2 separate regions of the Homo sapiens genome follow, and region 1 is linked to region 2. The links are chromatin loops, found by intact Hi-C in ENCODE. Cell type or tissue: Calu3. All regions are shown on one strand. Each heading gives the region's core, and the rest is flanking DNA. Links, peaks and the distances in the headings are about the cores only. Region 1 has its middle 44 kb from the start of LINC00856. Region 2 has its middle 32 kb from the start of RPS24.

The links. Hi-C counts contacts between places; a loop is a spot of excess contacts. Peaks named below come from ENCODE experiments on the same cell type or tissue, not always from the same donor. Only the 100,000 strongest peaks of a DNase experiment are listed, where the experiment ranks them.
Region 1: it touches region 2 in a loop (2.4-fold over the local background); 3 of 110 quality-filtered maps call a loop at or near these places.

The regions. Positions count from the first base shown.
Region 1 is chr10:78,200,021-78,208,348 of GRCh38, reverse strand. No RefSeq gene overlaps it. Among named protein-coding and RNA genes, the nearest start is that of LINC00856, 44 kb to the left of the region's middle. RefSeq lists an enhancer at 4,588-5,087. In Calu3, for the core only: no CTCF peak of the experiment used is centred there; a DNase peak (open chromatin) is centred at 4,078.
Region 2 is chr10:78,061,975-78,070,302 of GRCh38, reverse strand. It overlaps the pseudogene GNAI2P2. Among named protein-coding and RNA genes, the nearest start is that of RPS24, 32 kb to the right of the region's middle. In Calu3, for the core only: no CTCF peak of the experiment used is centred there; a DNase peak (open chromatin) is centred at 4,102.

The sequences.
Region 1 (8,328 bases), core at 219-8,218, 140 kb before region 2:
GGCTTCTAGTTCTGCTTCCAAATAGTCAGAGCTTCCCAAACATTAGCATGTATTAGAATTACCCGGACAACCTTCTCGTACAGATTGCTGGGCCCTACCTCCAGATTCTGATTTAGCAAGTCTGGGCAGAGCCAGGGAATTGGCATTTCTAGCAAGCTCTTAGGTGATGCTGATGCTGCCAGCCCACAAACCTGGCTTTGAGTAGCACTGATGTCGGAGATCTATGTTATTACCACCATCGCCACCCCACCATTGCAGAGGAGGAAGCTGGGGCCCAGGGGGGCAGGAAGTAGGACAAACAGCATCAGCAGCACAACCTCCTGGGCCTTCCTCCCATGCCCACTCTGGGAGACCCATCCTTTCCCAAGACATTGCTGGCAGGCTCCAGACTCCCAGCAAGGAAGATGTGTGAGTCAGCCCATTTACCCAGTTTTTGTTCAATTAATTTCAAGAGGTATTAAAAAGGAAAACTTTCGTAAAGAAAGGAAAAGCCTGTTCATTTTCATGGCCAGCACTTGGAGAAACAGTTCTTCTGGAGCCTAGGCAATCGTTTGTAGAGTCTATTATAAAGGGAAACCTAAATCACATTTATGGCTCATACTGTAAGGCAAATGTAGGTATTAAAATTGTTCCTTTTAAATGATAAACACCCGCTGAAATGGTGCAATAGAGCTGCATCAGAGACTGTTTTCACCCAAAAGAAACTGACTCAGGAAAGGCAGTAAATAGGGAATTTGACTGCAGTCCCCATAACTGCTGTTTACTGTAAGGAGTGGGGAGGAGGGGCCATGGAGAAAAATTAGCGCGTGGAGACCATGTTTGTTTTTAGCCACTTTAGCAACTTAACTTTGCATGGCTCTGTCTTCTCCCAGATCTGAGTGCAACAATTTCTCCCCGAAAGGGACATGGCTCCTTGTGGGGTGGGTATTTTTGGTTTCTTCTAGCCTGGTTTCAGATAGCTGGGCTTTCGTTTTACTGTGCATATCACAATCGTTGTGGTTTTGCTTTTGAGAGAGAAGTAATAGAAAAAATAGTTAATCACCCATTCATAATCTCTTAAACATTATTTTTAAGCTGATAGTAGCAAAACAAAATGCAATCTTTCTAACATCTTCAAGCAATTACTTGTCATTTTTCTGGTTTTCATAATAAAAGGAAATTAGTTTGGGGGAGGTGGAGTGGGGGACAAACTCCTGACTTTGAGTTTTGGGAAGATGAAGAACAGACTTAGAGTAAATCCTACCCGGGTTTTCCTGATGAAAATGAAAGCAGGAGCCAAGCAAGGGCAAGGGGTGCAATTGGGGGATGGGGCTTCTCCTGGCCCTACCCCTGACAATATGATATAATTCAGAGCTGCCTCTGCCTGAAGAAATTTGGGGAACATACAGACCTCTCTCATCTACCCCAACAAAGCTCAATAAATGAAGAGTCACAGCCAGAGCCAAATTTAGGTCCTCTGAGCATCCGCCATGAGGGATGAATTCACCGTGAGGGGTGAATCTACGGATGGATGGATGGATGGGTGGGTGGATGGATGGATGGATGGATGGGTGGATGGGTGGATGGGTGGATGGGTGGATGGGTGGGTGGGTGGGTGGATGTGTGGATGGATGAGTGGGTAGATGGATGGGTGGGTGGGCGTATGGGTGGATGGGTGGGTGGGTGGGCATATGGGTGGATAGGTGGGTGGATGGGTGGATGGATGGATGAAAATAACCACTGTTTCTTGAGATTTCTTCCATGCTGAGTAAGACGTCTCAAAGTCTAAGTGTGGAAGAACCAGTTTGTTTCATTTCCAATCAGTTTATTTTCCAATTTGTTGGAAATGCTTTCATGAAATAAGCTAAAATGTCACCATCTTGTCAAGCTGCTGTACAAGTATTCTCACTCTCCATTTCTATTATGACCAGTCTGCGGATGGCACCAGTCCTGGGCCCCACTTGGAACAGAACTGTTCTCAGGCTGGCTGCTAGGCACATCACACACATTCATTCACCGTCTTGCAGTCACTCTCTCAGATGGGTGCTTTTATACCCACTTTCTGGATGGGAAACCTGAGGCTCAGGGAGAGTTTGTGAGTTGCCCAAATTCCAAAGCTGATGGCTATAGAGCTAAACTTTAAATTCAGATCTCTTGGGCTCCAAACCTGTATAGTTTCCTGATGCTGGGCTCTAGAACCAGTCTCAAAGGACATGTAGTGGAGGGATGCCCTCCCAGTTGGAACCTAGGGAGGGTTCCTCCAAGGCCTCGGGTCAGGAGCTAGGAGGGGAAGGAGATGCTTGGTGGAGGTCAGGCACCCAAAAAAACAGAAGCAGGAGTGCAGTGGGAGGTTCAGAGAGCCATGGGCCAAGCTAGAGCTGGGCAGGGAGAGGAGATGGAGGGAGCCTGGCCCTGTGGCTACTCTCTGGGGAAGCAGGGTGAGAAGCAGCCCTTGGCCCAGAGCAGAATGATGAGAAAAGTCGGCCACCCAGCTCTCTGCACCTTGATCTTCACTCTAGAGCCTGGGCTTCCCATTTTGTAGAGCAGTGACTGGCATTTTTTAAAAAATGTAAATCTGCCAGAAGACACTCCCATCAGGGTATTTCTTCCTTTAAAAGAGTTTAAGGGACTAGAGGGGTCAGAGCACTCTCATTTCCTGCTGAGCTGCTTCTGTGAAGCTTTGAACACCAAGGATGGAGGGCACAGGGCCGGATGTTCAGAGAGGCCCAGAATGAAAGGGAGGATCAGACAGGGCCATGCCAGCTGCCGTAGCTGGGCCTGGCCGTGCTCTCTGGGGCCGTGCTCTCTGGGGCAAGGCTCACTTGGAGGTACAGAGGCCTCAAACTAGGCCCACATACAGAATCAGGCCTGGGAAATGAGAGTTAACATCTCACTGTGTGTCCTAGGGACCACCTGCCCAGCTCTGTCGTTCAAGATTCTATAGGGAGAGGCTCCACAGATCCTGAGAGCAGGGCCTTCCACTCCCACTCCCACGCCCACCCACATCCTGACACCCAGGAAATTGCCCTGGTCTGAAAGTCCAGAAATCACTCCCATTGTCTCATCTTAGAGTAGTTCCATAGGCAGTGAGGCTGCTCTGCCAGGCTCTATGCTGTGGTTGGGGTGAGGCCCCTCAGACCAGGCCTGGTACTAGAGTAGGTGAGACACAGGTGCCTTAAGAGAGGAAAGCCAGTGTTACGGGTGCCCAGAGGACTCTAACCCAGCTGGAGAGAGGGATGGTCAGGGACGGCTTCCTGGAGGAAGGTGGAGTGGGGGAAGCAGGCCTACCTGAAGCTAGCCTTTCCTAGGGGAAGGAGGAAGGGTTGCATTTTAGGTACACACACACACACACACACACACACACACACACACACTACCACCACCACCACAACCACCACAACTTTGAATGAAAGTCTCCTTTTTCTTCTCCTGGTGAAGAGAAAAAGAATAATTTTCATAACTTTTTGGAGCTGTAGACTAAGCCCTTTACTTCCCAAGTAGGGAAACTGAGGCTCAGAGAGATGAGGTGCTGCACCCACGGTCACACAGCAAGCAGGGCGTGGGGCCAGAAGTCTCCCCGCCACTGTGATTCAAGTTGTGCCTCCCCAGCCAGGCATTACCACGCAGAAGGGAGAGAAAGGCCTCTGGAGGAAGTGGAGGCACGGCTCCCCCTCCCCTGGCTGTTCCCAGGAGAGAAGGAGCTGGGGGAGCAGCCAGTCCTGCGTGGTCCCCAGGGAGCATATTTGCCAAGTGAGACAGCAGGGAGGCAGAGCAGAAGCAGCAGTCACAATATTAAGGTCCCTCACGGTAAACAGGAGCTCTGTTGTTCCAACATCCCCTGCCACTCACCTGCCCCTCCCAGAACCACCCCTGGTGGGGAGAAGGGCTCTACCTCCTCCCACTGGGCTCTCCTTCCCCCTCCAGAAATCCCAGCACATACATAGCTCCCTCCTCAAGAGCTGGCAGCTCTGAGGCCTCAGAGGTGGGAGGGAGATGGGTGGGCAGACTGGCTGGACTTTGGCATTGGGCCCAGCCGCTCTACCCAGGATACCCCACTTCCTTATCTGCTCTGTAGCCTTGGGAGAGTTGGTGACCACAGCAACAATAATAACAATAATGACAGCAAACACTCACACAGGCCTTAGGGGAAGCTGGGCACCCATCCTAAGCAATCTCAGATGTGGATTCACATGATCTCCACTACAACCCGGCCAAGCAAAGGCTGACAACATCCCCACTGCACAGAGGAGGACACTGAGGCTCAGAGAGGGGAAGATACTTGCCCCAGGTCACAGAGCTGGGGAGTGGCAGAGCTGGGAATTGAACCCAGGCATTTCTCCTCTCTTAGCCTTGGCTGTGAGGCTGGGGAGGTAAAGAGCCTGATCCAGACACTCTACACCCTCCGGGGTACTGAGGCAGGGAGAGACAGTCACAGCTGTGCCAGGAACAGAGAGAAGTGGAGGGCCCGGATGGTGGGGCAGCCTGCAGATGGGACCCTGCAGAGGAAGGGCCTGGGCTGTAGGGCACCCAGAGGAAAGAGCGTGAATCCAGAGGGATTCTGAGACACAGGCCAGGTCAGGGGGCAAACAGGGGGTCTCCGATTCAGAGCGACAGCGAGAGGGCATTTCAGGCACAAGTGACAGCAAAGGCTTGGAGATGGAATGTTCCATCGCACAGAATGCTTTATCTTTGGATAAAGCATTATCCAAATGAGGGCCAGGTGCTAGGATGCCAGGATGGGGGCAATGACGCTGAAGAGGTAATGAAAGTACTGGCCATACTTCCAGAACATGCACAGGGCAGGTGCTGGACAGGTACTGGGTAACCGGCACAGCGTTACCCAGCCCTCATCACAGACTAGGGTGGAGAATGGATTCTCACCCATCTTTCAGGGAGAAGCTCCAAGCTCAGAGAGGTGAGTGCCTCGCCCCAGGCCAGCTGCAGAGCTGGTCAGGGTAGAGCAGGGTTTGGGTCCAGGCGATCAAGCCCCAGTCCTGCTCTCTCTTCCGCACTATCCCATCCCCACACCAAGGGCAGCACCGAAGAACATAGGTTGGAGAAGCAGAAACCGAGGTGCAGAGGAAAGGAAGGGGCGAGGACAAGGGCACAGCAACATGAGGCCACACCAGGACTCAGTCCCTGCTCCGGCCTCCCATCTTGGGAAAAGGGGTAGGGCTCCCTAGAGGCCCACTGTGGTCCATGTGCCAGTGTGAGGTGATGGGGAGGGTGCGGGGAGCAGGCCAGTCACAAGCAGCTGGGCCCACTGTTAATGTCATTCCTGGGGTGATGATGAGTGATGCAAAGACCCAGGCAGTGGCTTGAAAAGATGATCCCATCCCTGCAGAACTGCCCCTGTAGGGAGAGAAAGGGTCCCTGTCCCATGTCAAGCAGGGAAGCTGTATCATTCATTCAGCTGACATTGTCTGAGGCCCTGCTCTGAGCTGGCCCTGGGCCCACCAGCTATGCAGCCTTATCCAAGCTCTTCCCCTCTCTGGGCTTCATGAAAGGGCTGGACCAGATCCTCTCATTGATGCATACATATGTGCATTCTCTCCTTCCTTCATTCATTCACCAAGGGCAATATGGACCACAAAACCCAGGCCCTACTCTCAAGATACCCAAGGCTCCCTTTCAGCACCAAGAGTTCAGGTTTCCCAGTGCACTGAATACAGCCCAGCCTGCAGGTCCAGAGACAGAGACCTGGGTTTCTGTTCTGCCTGCCCTTGACTTCCCACATGACCTTGTTTTATTCTCACATTCCACAGACATTTACTGCACGCCTATTACGTGCCAGTCCTGGGCCCTGGGGCAAGCGTTAGTCCACAGAACAGTCACAGGTCCTGCCTTCCAAGAGCCTTCGCTGACTGGGGAGACAGACTACACAAAAAGAAACAAGTAGCCTCCCTGCTGAACCTCAGTTTCCCCAACCTTACAGTGAAATAATGTCAGGTGGGGCTGATGAAGCATGTACTATGTGGCAGAACAAGATGACACCAGCAGCCAGTGACCCTCTATGCCTCTAACTTGATGTGGAACCTCAGGAAAGACCCTTCACTCCTCTGGACTGCGGTTTTCTTATCTGGCAAAATGCGCATGTTGCATTTCTGTATCCAGCTAAAAAATATGTCATCTATTCTTCATCACCTAAAAGCAAACATGGATTTGAGTACAGGAGGTCTGAACCCTGCCCACAAACTCTTTCATTGATCCCTCCAGTCTCATCTCAGCTGCTCATCTGTGATCCCCAAATCTGAGCCCTCACTACTCCCTCTGATCACTCCTGCCTCTGGACGTTCATGCATGCTGGTTTTCCCAGCCGGAATGCCCGTCCTTCAGCTCTTTTCTCTGCCTGGGTGATCCTTTAAGGTCCAGCTCCGAGGCAACCTCCTCAGTTAACTTTCCCAGCTCCCACTTTACCCCAGACAGAAAGAGATTCCTCCCTGGTGGTTGGTCAATTTGTTTTCGCTTATTTTGAAATAAAAGTTTTAAAAATGCCTATGATAAAAATTTTGAACTGTTCATAAAGATGTAAAATAAAAAGATCTCTCCTTCCAAACCTCTCTCAATAACAAAACTATCTCCTGCTAATATTTTGTGTTCTTCCAGAATATAAAGACATATATGTGCATATACAGTAATAATAACAGCCAAAGAGGTCTTATTCTGGCCCCAGCTCTTTTCATGCTCTCTCTATATATTAATGCATGAGATATCACAGCAACTCTATGATGAGACGCTATTATTAGTTCCAGTTTACAGCCTAGGTAATGACTCCCAGAGAGGTTAAGTGACTTGCCCAAGTCACACAGTGGGTAAGTGGCAGAGCCAGCGTTCACATCAACCCATGCTTTCACTTGTCTTTTATACACAAAATGTGTTCATACACACTGCTCTGCTCCTTGCTTTATTTTGCTGAAAATGCATCTCTGAATCTCTCCATATCAGCACATATCTCCATATCTGCCCCATTCTCTCCTAGAGCCGTTGGCATGGAAGCACCATGTCTCACATACTTACGCCCTTCTGATGGACATTTTGGGGTTTCTAGTTGCTGCTGCAAACAATTTTGTAACCCTCAGGCTTGCATCTGTATCCTGATGCACTTCTGCAAACTCATCTGTGGAATGTGGCCCTGGAATACCTGGGCCAAAGAGCATGAAATTTTCAAGTTTTGATAGATGTCGGGGGTGGGGGGCAGGTTTGCATTCTCACCAAGGCTGATGTGCCCATGGTGTGCGTACCCACTTCTAGGATGCCCAGGTTGGGTGTTGGCCCATCAGGGTCCCCTCCCCAAGCTGAGCTCACTCATGGAGGAGCTAGCACTTGTTCTCCTCCAGAACACATGGATGGAGCTGTGGAAGTGTTTGAAGGAAGATGAGGACCTTTTAAGGAGAACCATCTGGAGTCAGTTTCATGCAACAAATGGCAAGAATTTTTTTGGCACCTACTATATGCCCAGTTTTGGTATATAGGAGGCAGAGATCAACCAGTGTTCCCAAACTCAAGTGCCTGCTGGGGCCAGGCAGGTGGCACAGAGGAGAATAATATGGGCTACGTGAAGGGAGGCTGGGAGGGTGCCACAGCTCTGTGCCAGCCAAGAGCTGCCAGGCAAGAACGCGGGGTGGGGAGCCAAATCTGACCATTTTTCCAGAATGCCAGAAATCTGGATATTTAGGTGAATTTATCCTGACCACAGCCGAACACCTGGCACTTGAGGACTCCATAGTTATTAAATGAATAAAAGAAAGAATAAATAATTCCAGGCTGGGCAGGGTGGCCCATGCTTGTAACCCCAGTGCTTTGGAGGCTAAGGCAGGAGCATCACTTGAGGCCAGGAGTTCAAGACCAGCATGGGCAATATAGTGAAGTGACCCTGTCCATACAAAAATAAACAAATAAAATTAGCCAGGCATAGTGGTGCGCACCTCTAGCTCCCAGGTACTAGGGAGGCTGAGGCAAGAGGATCACTTGAGCCCAAGAGTCCAAGGCTACAGTGAGCTATGATAAGACCGCTGCACTCCAGCCTGGGCAACAGACTAAGACTCTGTCTCTTAAAAAAAAAATAAGTGAATTCAAAAAATCAACCTCAAAATATGGAGGAATATTCATCTTGTTTCCCCATCCTACCTTCAGTAACCTTCAAAAAAGCAAGGATCATACCTTACTCCAAATATGTGTCAATTATCCAAAATTACTTAACTGTAAGTATGTGTGATTAGTCTCCATGGTTCCATATTGCGGGTGATCAAGACTGATATGCACCACGGTGCCATGCCCAGGTTTGGACAGTGGGTTTGCTGATCCTTCCTCAAGCATCACCACCCCAGGAGACCTGGGGCAGAACAAAGA
Region 2 (8,328 bases), core at 137-8,136:
AGGTTGCAGTGAGCCGAGATTGCGCCATCGCACTCCAGCCTGGGCAACAAGAACGAAATTCCGTCTCAAAAAAAAAAAAGGCGGGGAGGATACATATATGTAAAACCCTTAGTTGGCATGGTCTCTGGTCCACAGTTAGCTTGTAGTAGCATTATCCGTTGTACACCATCATATCCCAGTACAGCCGTGGTACCCAGGAAGCACTCAGTAAGTACTTGATGAACGAATGGATGTGACTCCATTTGGGTAAAGGCAGTAATCAGGTCCTTTTCTACTGGCAGGCTTATGAGAATGAAAGGAGATTCCCTGCGTAAAATGTTGAGCACAGTGCCTGGCATGTGGGAGATGCTCAGAGCAGGGTATTATTAGACTCCTGAGTTTGTGGACGTGGGTCTCCCACAGCACTCTGTCTTCTTCATGGGCTCCCAATGACTTGACTTCAAATGGAAACCCACCAGCCAATGGCTGTTTCGTGGTCCTCCCCAAAAGCACAGTCTCCCGGCTCAGAGCCTTCAGAGGCAGCTGCCCACTCTGAAAAGATCAGAGCACGAGACACTGAGCCCGGGAAGCCATGCTCCAGGTTCTGCCCTCCCGCTGATGGTCTGGAGTGAAGCAAATGTCCTCAGCTAGCCCCTGGTCCAGGCAGATGTGTTAAAGCATCTTTGTCTTAGGTGCAGCTCTAGGAAGTAGGAAGCCATGGTTGTACCACACGCTCTCCCTTGATTAGACTAGAGATAGATACCTGCCCTAAGGACCTCAAAGCAGATCATCCAAGAGGATGGTTACTCAGAGGAGGAAGGTTGGCTGTGCAGGGCAGTCATCTACAGCCACACCCTCCAGGCCATCATGGCCATCGTCAAGGCCACAGGCAACCTACAGACTGACTTTGCCAACCCCTTCCATACGGATGATGCCAGGCAACAGTTTGCAATGTCTTACACAGTTGTGGGCCAGGGTGCACTCCCTGAGGACCTGTCCAGATGCCACCTGCAAACTGAAGCTGTCCAGCGTCATCCGGAATCTCTGGGCTGCCCATTGGATTTGCTCCATGGGATGCCTGTTTCATCCTGCTTTGGTTACCCACAGGACACCAGCTCCACAGTTTAGCCGCCTTCCACCTGAACGACCTGGAGCCACAGGACACAGAGTGACCATGCCCCCACACAGAAGGTGGAGCTGCAGAGCTGCTTAAAGACGCCCTTCACCTCCAGGGACCTACTCTCTTCAAGATGGCTGATGTGGCAGTCAGCAGTCTGGGCAGCAGTGGACCCACTGCTTTGAGGGCATCACAGCCACCATCTTCTGTGCAGGCTTGAGCATCTGTGGCCTGAGCTGAGGACAAGCTGAATCACACACACCAGAACATGAAGCTGTTTGGCAGCATCTATGTCAAGTGGTCATGGAAACGTCTGTCATCCTCTTCATCAAGAAGAAGGACCTAGGTGAGGAGAAGATCACACGCAGCCCCCACCATCTGCTTCCACAAGTACACAGGGGTCAGCAAGTCTGACGAGGCTGCCAGCTACATCAGAGTAAGTGAGAGGGCCTGAATAGCGCAAGAACACCAGGGAGATCCATGCACAAGTCACCTATGCTGTCACCGACATGAAAAACAGAATGTGCAGAGCACGACTGACATCACCATCAAGAACAGCCAGAAGGGCTGGGTGTGGTGGCTTATGCCTATTATTCCAACACTGTGAGAGGCCGAGGCAGGAGGATATCTTGAAGCCAGGAGTTCAAAATTAGCCTGGACAACAGAGTGCAACCCCATCTCTACCAAAAAAGAAAAAAAAGCCAGGCACAGTGGCATGCACCTGTAGTCCCAGCTACTCGGGACTAGGATCCTGAGGCAGGAGGATCGCTTGAGCCCAGGAGTTAGAGGCTGCAGCGAGCTATGATCACACCACTGCACTCCAGCCTGGATGACAGAGCAAGACCCTGTCTCAAAATAAAAAATCATAGCCAGAAGAACTGTGGCCTCTTCTGAGGGGTGGTGAGGCTGGCAGGATGGGCCAACTCTGTGCCCCCAGCCCTGAGGGTGATGGGGTCAAGAAGACCATCCTCCTTCTGTCTGTCCCCCTGGCCACTTTTCCCCTTTTCCTGTCTCTGTTCTTGGCTTCCCCTGTCCCCTCCCTCAGCTCCAGAGATGGGAGGGGTTACCACAGGGCTCCCTGTTTGAAGCCTGCCCTTGTTCTAGGTGCCTGGAATGGCCACAGTACCCGCTTCCTAGGCATCTATTCTAGTTTTTAAACATTGCCTTGCTCTGTGATGGGGAGGGGAACACATGCTGAGTCTCCCAATGCCTGTGTCTGGAGGGGCACTCACTTGTCCAGCCTGGGCACCCACTGACCAGCATCCACCCACCCCCTTCCAATGATTCTGAGCCTTGAGTGTGTCTGTGGGTTGATACCACCCTTCCCCTGGGGACACCACCCCTGCCCTGCCTTCCACAGAGCTAGGTTCCCAGGGCTGCTCCAGACAACTGCCAATGTCACCATTAGGCCCACCCCTGCCCTGGCCCAGTCCCCATTAACCTAAATGCAGCTCCTCAGCGCTAACCCGGGAGCCACTGCTACCTCCTGCCTCCACACTCTCACTCCAGGCCCAGGCTTTCAGCACTGGGCACATCCTTGCTTTTTTTGCATGTTTTATGGAATTCTTCATCTAGTTTAAAATTACAAAATGTAGAAAGAAAAAACATAATGTAGGTAAGATGGTGATGGCATTTAGGGTTGTGTGTGGTCACAGCCACAAGAGGCCCTCTAGAAAACCAAGCTACCTGCAAACTGAAGCTGGAGGGGGCACACAGAGCAGAGAAGTCAAAGCAAGCAGGGGAAGCCTGGCTCAAATTGGAAAATGGGGCAGAGGCTCAGAAATAGGCAAAGAGCTAAGCCACGCAGCCCAAGAGAGAGCAGCTGCTCCCTCTCTGGGGCTTCCAAGATCCAGTTCCCACCAGCCGCTGGCCTCACTTTCCATCTAGAGATCCATCCCTGTCCCACTCCAATAACCATGCCCTGCCCGGGCCCCCCCACATGCAACCCTCGTGCCTGAGCTGGCTCCAAGGGGTTGTGTTCCACAAAATTCCGCCCACAACAATGGAACGGCACTTCCCGTGGGGCATCCCGAAGGAGCAGTGGGGCATCTTCTGGGCCCTGGGTACCAGCTATGACTCCACACTGTCTGAATGTTCTTCCCAAGGGGCCAACCCCCACATGCCTGCAAAGATTTCCCCAAATTCTTGTGGGAGTCTGCAGATGAGGCCACCACAGAACCCAGGACACCACGGCTCAGCTGCCTTTGAAGATGAGAAGAGATGTGTAAAATATTCCCAGAGCCACTGCCCTTCACTGAGGAATTTTCAGCCCAGCCATGGCATAAAGAATTGTTTGTTTTGGTCGCCTGGAACTGAAAGAGTCTCCTCAACCAAATAAAAATATAACCTTTCAAGGCCAATCTAGCATTAGCCAAGCAGGTCATTTGGAGACAGAAGACTGGGGTTTAAATTCCGGCTCTGCTACTGCCTAACCCTGTGACCTCAGGAAAATTTCCTAACCTCTCTGTTGCTCAAATTTCTCCACTCCCATGGAGATAGGATCTGATGGGTATGGTTTGGAAAGGACTTAGTAAAATAATGCATCTCACGTAAAATATTGAACTAGGTTATCCATCTGCCTGCCTTTCTTTCATTGTAAGTAACCAACAACAAGTAGGCACTAAATAAATGTGTTGTGATGGGGTGGGTGGGGGTGAGCTGGTTGGTTTGTTGTTTGGTTTTAAGAAACTCATTTGTGGTGGGGGGAATTCCACCAGAATGAGAAAAAATCAGGTAGAAGTGTGAATAGTGTTTTATTTTTTCACAGGAGCTGATCTTTTCCCAACACTTTCACAAATTATGTGTTTGCTCATAACAAACACTCTGGGGGAGGCAGAACTGCAATCCCAACTCACAGAAAAAGCATCTGACTCCCGCCTGCCCTTCCCGCCTCTCACTGGGATGATATGACTCCCCTTTGCAGAGACACCAGGAGGGAGCCCCGCTCGGGTGTACCAGTTGTTCCTGTCCTGGGCACTCCCTTTCCTAGCTTCAGGGCCATAAGGAAGTCCCAAGCCTTGGAGCTGCTTCCTTTTGTCACTGGGTGGTGGGAGGGGCCCCTGGAATAGGTCCAGGATTATTAGCACGACCTGACTCTTAGATCTCAGAAAGCCAGGAGGGCTGCCTCTGCCCAGTGAAACAACAGATCACTTCTGCCAACCCCAGAGCCACTCTTGATGGACACAGTTCAGAGCCTTCCTCTCCTGGGGGGCACCTCACCCTCTCTGTATCACACAATATGTCCCAGAACTATACCCCATAGTCTGATGCACTGCAGTTTGTTCCTGTAGGTGGGCCTGCCACCACACGCAGATTAAAAGCATCCAGGAATTAAGAAGCACCCCTCCCCCTCTGCAGGTGGCTGGCTGTGCTGCCCACTGCCATTAAACACACACATCACAGAGCCTGCTCACAGCTCCCACTAAACCACAAACCCCTTGAGAAAAGGAGCTGTATCTTCTTCATTCTGCTATCCTCCAATTCCCAGTGCAGCCTCTGCCAGAGTGAAAGAATGAAGAAATCAATGAACGGTTTCCTTATAGCATGTTCCCCTCCAGAATTGCTTGGCTCTAGTTATCAAGAAAATGCATTTAGGGGCCGGACGCGGTGGCTTACACCTGTAATCCCAGCACTTTGGGAGGCCGAGGTGGGCAGATCACAAGGTCAGGAGATCAAGACCATCCTGGCTAACACAGTGAAACCACGTCTCTACTAAAAAAAAATAAAAAATAAAAATACAAAAAATTAGCCGCATGTGCAGTTAGAATGGTGATCATTAAAAAGTCAGGAAACAACAGGTGCTGGAGAGGATGTGGAGAAATAGGAACACTTTTACACTGTTGGTGGGACTGTAAACTAGTTCAACCATTGTGGAAGTCAGTGTGGCGATTCCTCAGGGATCTAGAACTAGAAATACCATTTGACCCAGCCATCCCATTACTGGGTATATACCCAAAGGATTATAAATCATGCTGCTATAAAGACACATGCACACGTATGTTTATTGTGGCACTATTCACAATAGCAAAGACTTGGAACCAAGCCAAATGTCCAACAATGATAGACTAGATTAAGAAAATGTGGCACATATATACCATGGAATACTATGCAACCATAAAAAATGATGAGTTCATGTCCTTTGTAGGGACATGGATGAAGCTGGAAACCATCACTCTCAGCAAACTATCACAAGGACAAAAAACCAAACACCGCATGTTCTCACTCATAGATGGGAATTGAACAATGAGAACACATGGACACAGGAAGGGGAACATCACACACCAGGGCCTGTTGTGGGGTGGGGGGAGGGGGGAGGGATAGCATTAGGAGATATACCTAATGCTAAATGACGAGTTAATGGGTGCAGCACACCAACATGACACATGTATACATATGTAACTAACCTGCATGTTGTGCACATATACCCTAAAACTTAAAGTATAATAAAAAAAAAACCCACCAAAAAAAAAAATTAGCCAGATGTGGTGGCAGGCACCTGTAGTCCCAGCTACTCAGGAGGCTGAGGCAGGAGAATGGCATGAACCCAGGAGGCAGAGTGTGCAGTGAGCCGAGATCGTGCCACTGCACTCCAGCCTGGGCGACAGAGCGATACTCTATCTCAACAAAAAAAAAAAAGGAAAAGAAAATGCATTTAGGCCGGGAACTGTGGCTCACACCTGTAGTCCCAGCACTTTGGGAGGCAGAGGCGGGTGGATTGCTTGAGCTCAGGAGTTCAAGACCAGCCTGGGCAACATGGCAAAACCCTGTTTCTGCCAAAAAATAAAAAAATTAGCCCGGTATAGTGGTACATGCCTGTAGTCCCAGCTACTCAGGAGTCTGAGGTGGGAGGATCACTTGAGCTGGGGAGGTCAAGGCTGCAGCAAGCCATGATCACACTACCACACTCCAGCCTGGGAGACAGAGCAAGACCCTGTCTCAAAAAAAAAGAAAATGCATTCTGTGAGTTCTCGCCAGTTGCCTGGAAGAGCCAGGAGCCTAGGTACGTGCTTTGGACCAGGGATCCCATCAAACTGGGATGGAGCACACCCACCACGGATCACGTATCTGTGAATGTCCCGGGGTCACTAGGCAGAGACACTCCGCTTCTTCTGAGCCCAGGAACAGATTCTCAGCTGGGACACTGGCTCCCTGCCAATCTCTCTCAACCCACACACACCAAGGAAGAAGGCTACCAACTGACCTCACCTAGGGGATCCCAATTCTCTAGGACAGTTGAGTAGTGGCCAGGAGTTTTGGGGAGCTGGCCAGGCAGGAACTCATAAAGATACCTCAGGGTCCACACAACACAGGTCCTTTTCCTGAAAACCATCCTGCCATGTGTAAAATGTCAATGCCAACGGAGATGGATCCAACTGAACTGCCTATTCAAGGGACCAGATGAAATCTGTGGGCCAAATTCTGCAGCAAACTCAAGGATTAAGAAAGCAAAGGGAAGTCAAAGATCGAGGAGATTAAGAATTCAGACCAAAAGCGGAGCCTAGAGGAAGGATCAGGGTGAGGGCAGAGGGGCTGGCCTTGGGGTAGCTGTCTTACCCCAAATGGTCCCTCCAGGCCACCTCCCACAGGGGAGACTTCACCATCCTCACCTACTGGCAACATGGCATCCAAGTGAGAAGATACCATGTGGTCAGCCACCCCACCCCATCTTTAACTCTGTGGTGGGGTGAACAGCAGGGGTGAAGGTTTACTGCAGAGGAGTCGACCACAACTTGCCCATGGATGATTGAAAGGAGGGAGGTGCTAGGAACAGAGTCAGGAAACCAGCTTATCTTTTCCCACTCCCCACCCTGCACTTTAGACCCCAGGAACATGGAACTGCTCCAAGTTCTCAGCACATGCTAGTCCATGCCTCCACGCCTTTGTTCTTGCTGTTTCCTTTCCCTGCAATGCCTTCCTATTTCTTACTTTGCTACTTATTGCAATTCAAGACTGAGCCCAGAGATCATCCCTCCCGGAAGCCATTCCTGTGTGCCCAGGAAAGGTGGCATATTCATGCCTTGTGCTTACCTTAGCTCTTCCCATTTCATACTGAGGACCTCTTCTTGGGTCAATGGCTACCACTATGCCAAGAGTTCTTTGAGGGCAACAACCATTTTTGGTTGTCCCTGTATCCCCAGCACCTATCACAGGACTTGGTGTACAGTAGCTGCTCAATTGAATGCTTGTGGGGCAAATTCTTACTGTAGAGAAAACACTGGCCTGGATTGTGGGAGACGGAAGGGAAGGAAAGATGATGAGGGTGGGTCTGAGCAGACTGAAAGTGGTGGGATAGCTAAGAGGACTCCTGCAGAGAAAGCTCAGGGCTGGTGGAGGAGGCTTGGGGGTCTCCTGCACAGAGGGGATAATTAGAGGCATGGGAGCAATTTGGGTTGGGAGGTGACTTAGGGATAGGAGTGAAGGGGAAAAGCAGGAAGACCCTCATGATGTTTCTAAAATTTTTCTAGTCCTAAACAAACTCTCAGTCTAAATGTGTGCAACAGGATCTCAAATGGGATTTTTTTTTTTTTTTTTTTTTTTTTTTACTGTTGCCCCAAGACACTGGAAACAAAACTAAGGGCAAAGACGTGCTCACTATCACACATCTAAAGAGACCCACCAGCAGCAGACATGTCCCCAAGGTCTTCATCAAAAAGAAACACAACCAGCCCCTCTAACACCAGGCTCCACCCCAAACCACCAACACACACCATCTATAGGAAAGACTGGGGAGGGAAGAGAAAGAAGAGGATGGTGGGGGAAGTGGTCACGTAGAGAGCCGTCATTGTGATGAGAGGAGCTCCAAGAGAATCCCTCATAGAAATGGGGGTGCCCCAGGGAGGGGAACATCACACACCGGGGCCTGTCGGAAGGTAGGGGATAGGGGAGGGATATCATTAGCAGAAATACCTAATGTAGATGACAGGTTGATGGGTGCAGCAAACCACCATGGCACATGTATACCTATGTAACAAACTTGCACGTACTGCATATGTATCCCAGAACTTAAAGTATAATAAAAAAAGATAATATTTGCCTTTTCATATTCTTTTGGTTTTTGAATCATGTAAATATATTATTTATTCAAAAATTAAATATAAAAAGAGTCCCCAATCTTCCTTACCACAAAAAAAAGAAATGGGGGTGCCCGAAAGATGGAAGCTGGTGTTTCCCTCCCGAGCCGGGTGCCTGCCGACCTGCAGGATCTGCAGCCCCACTCTGTGGCTGCCGTGGGA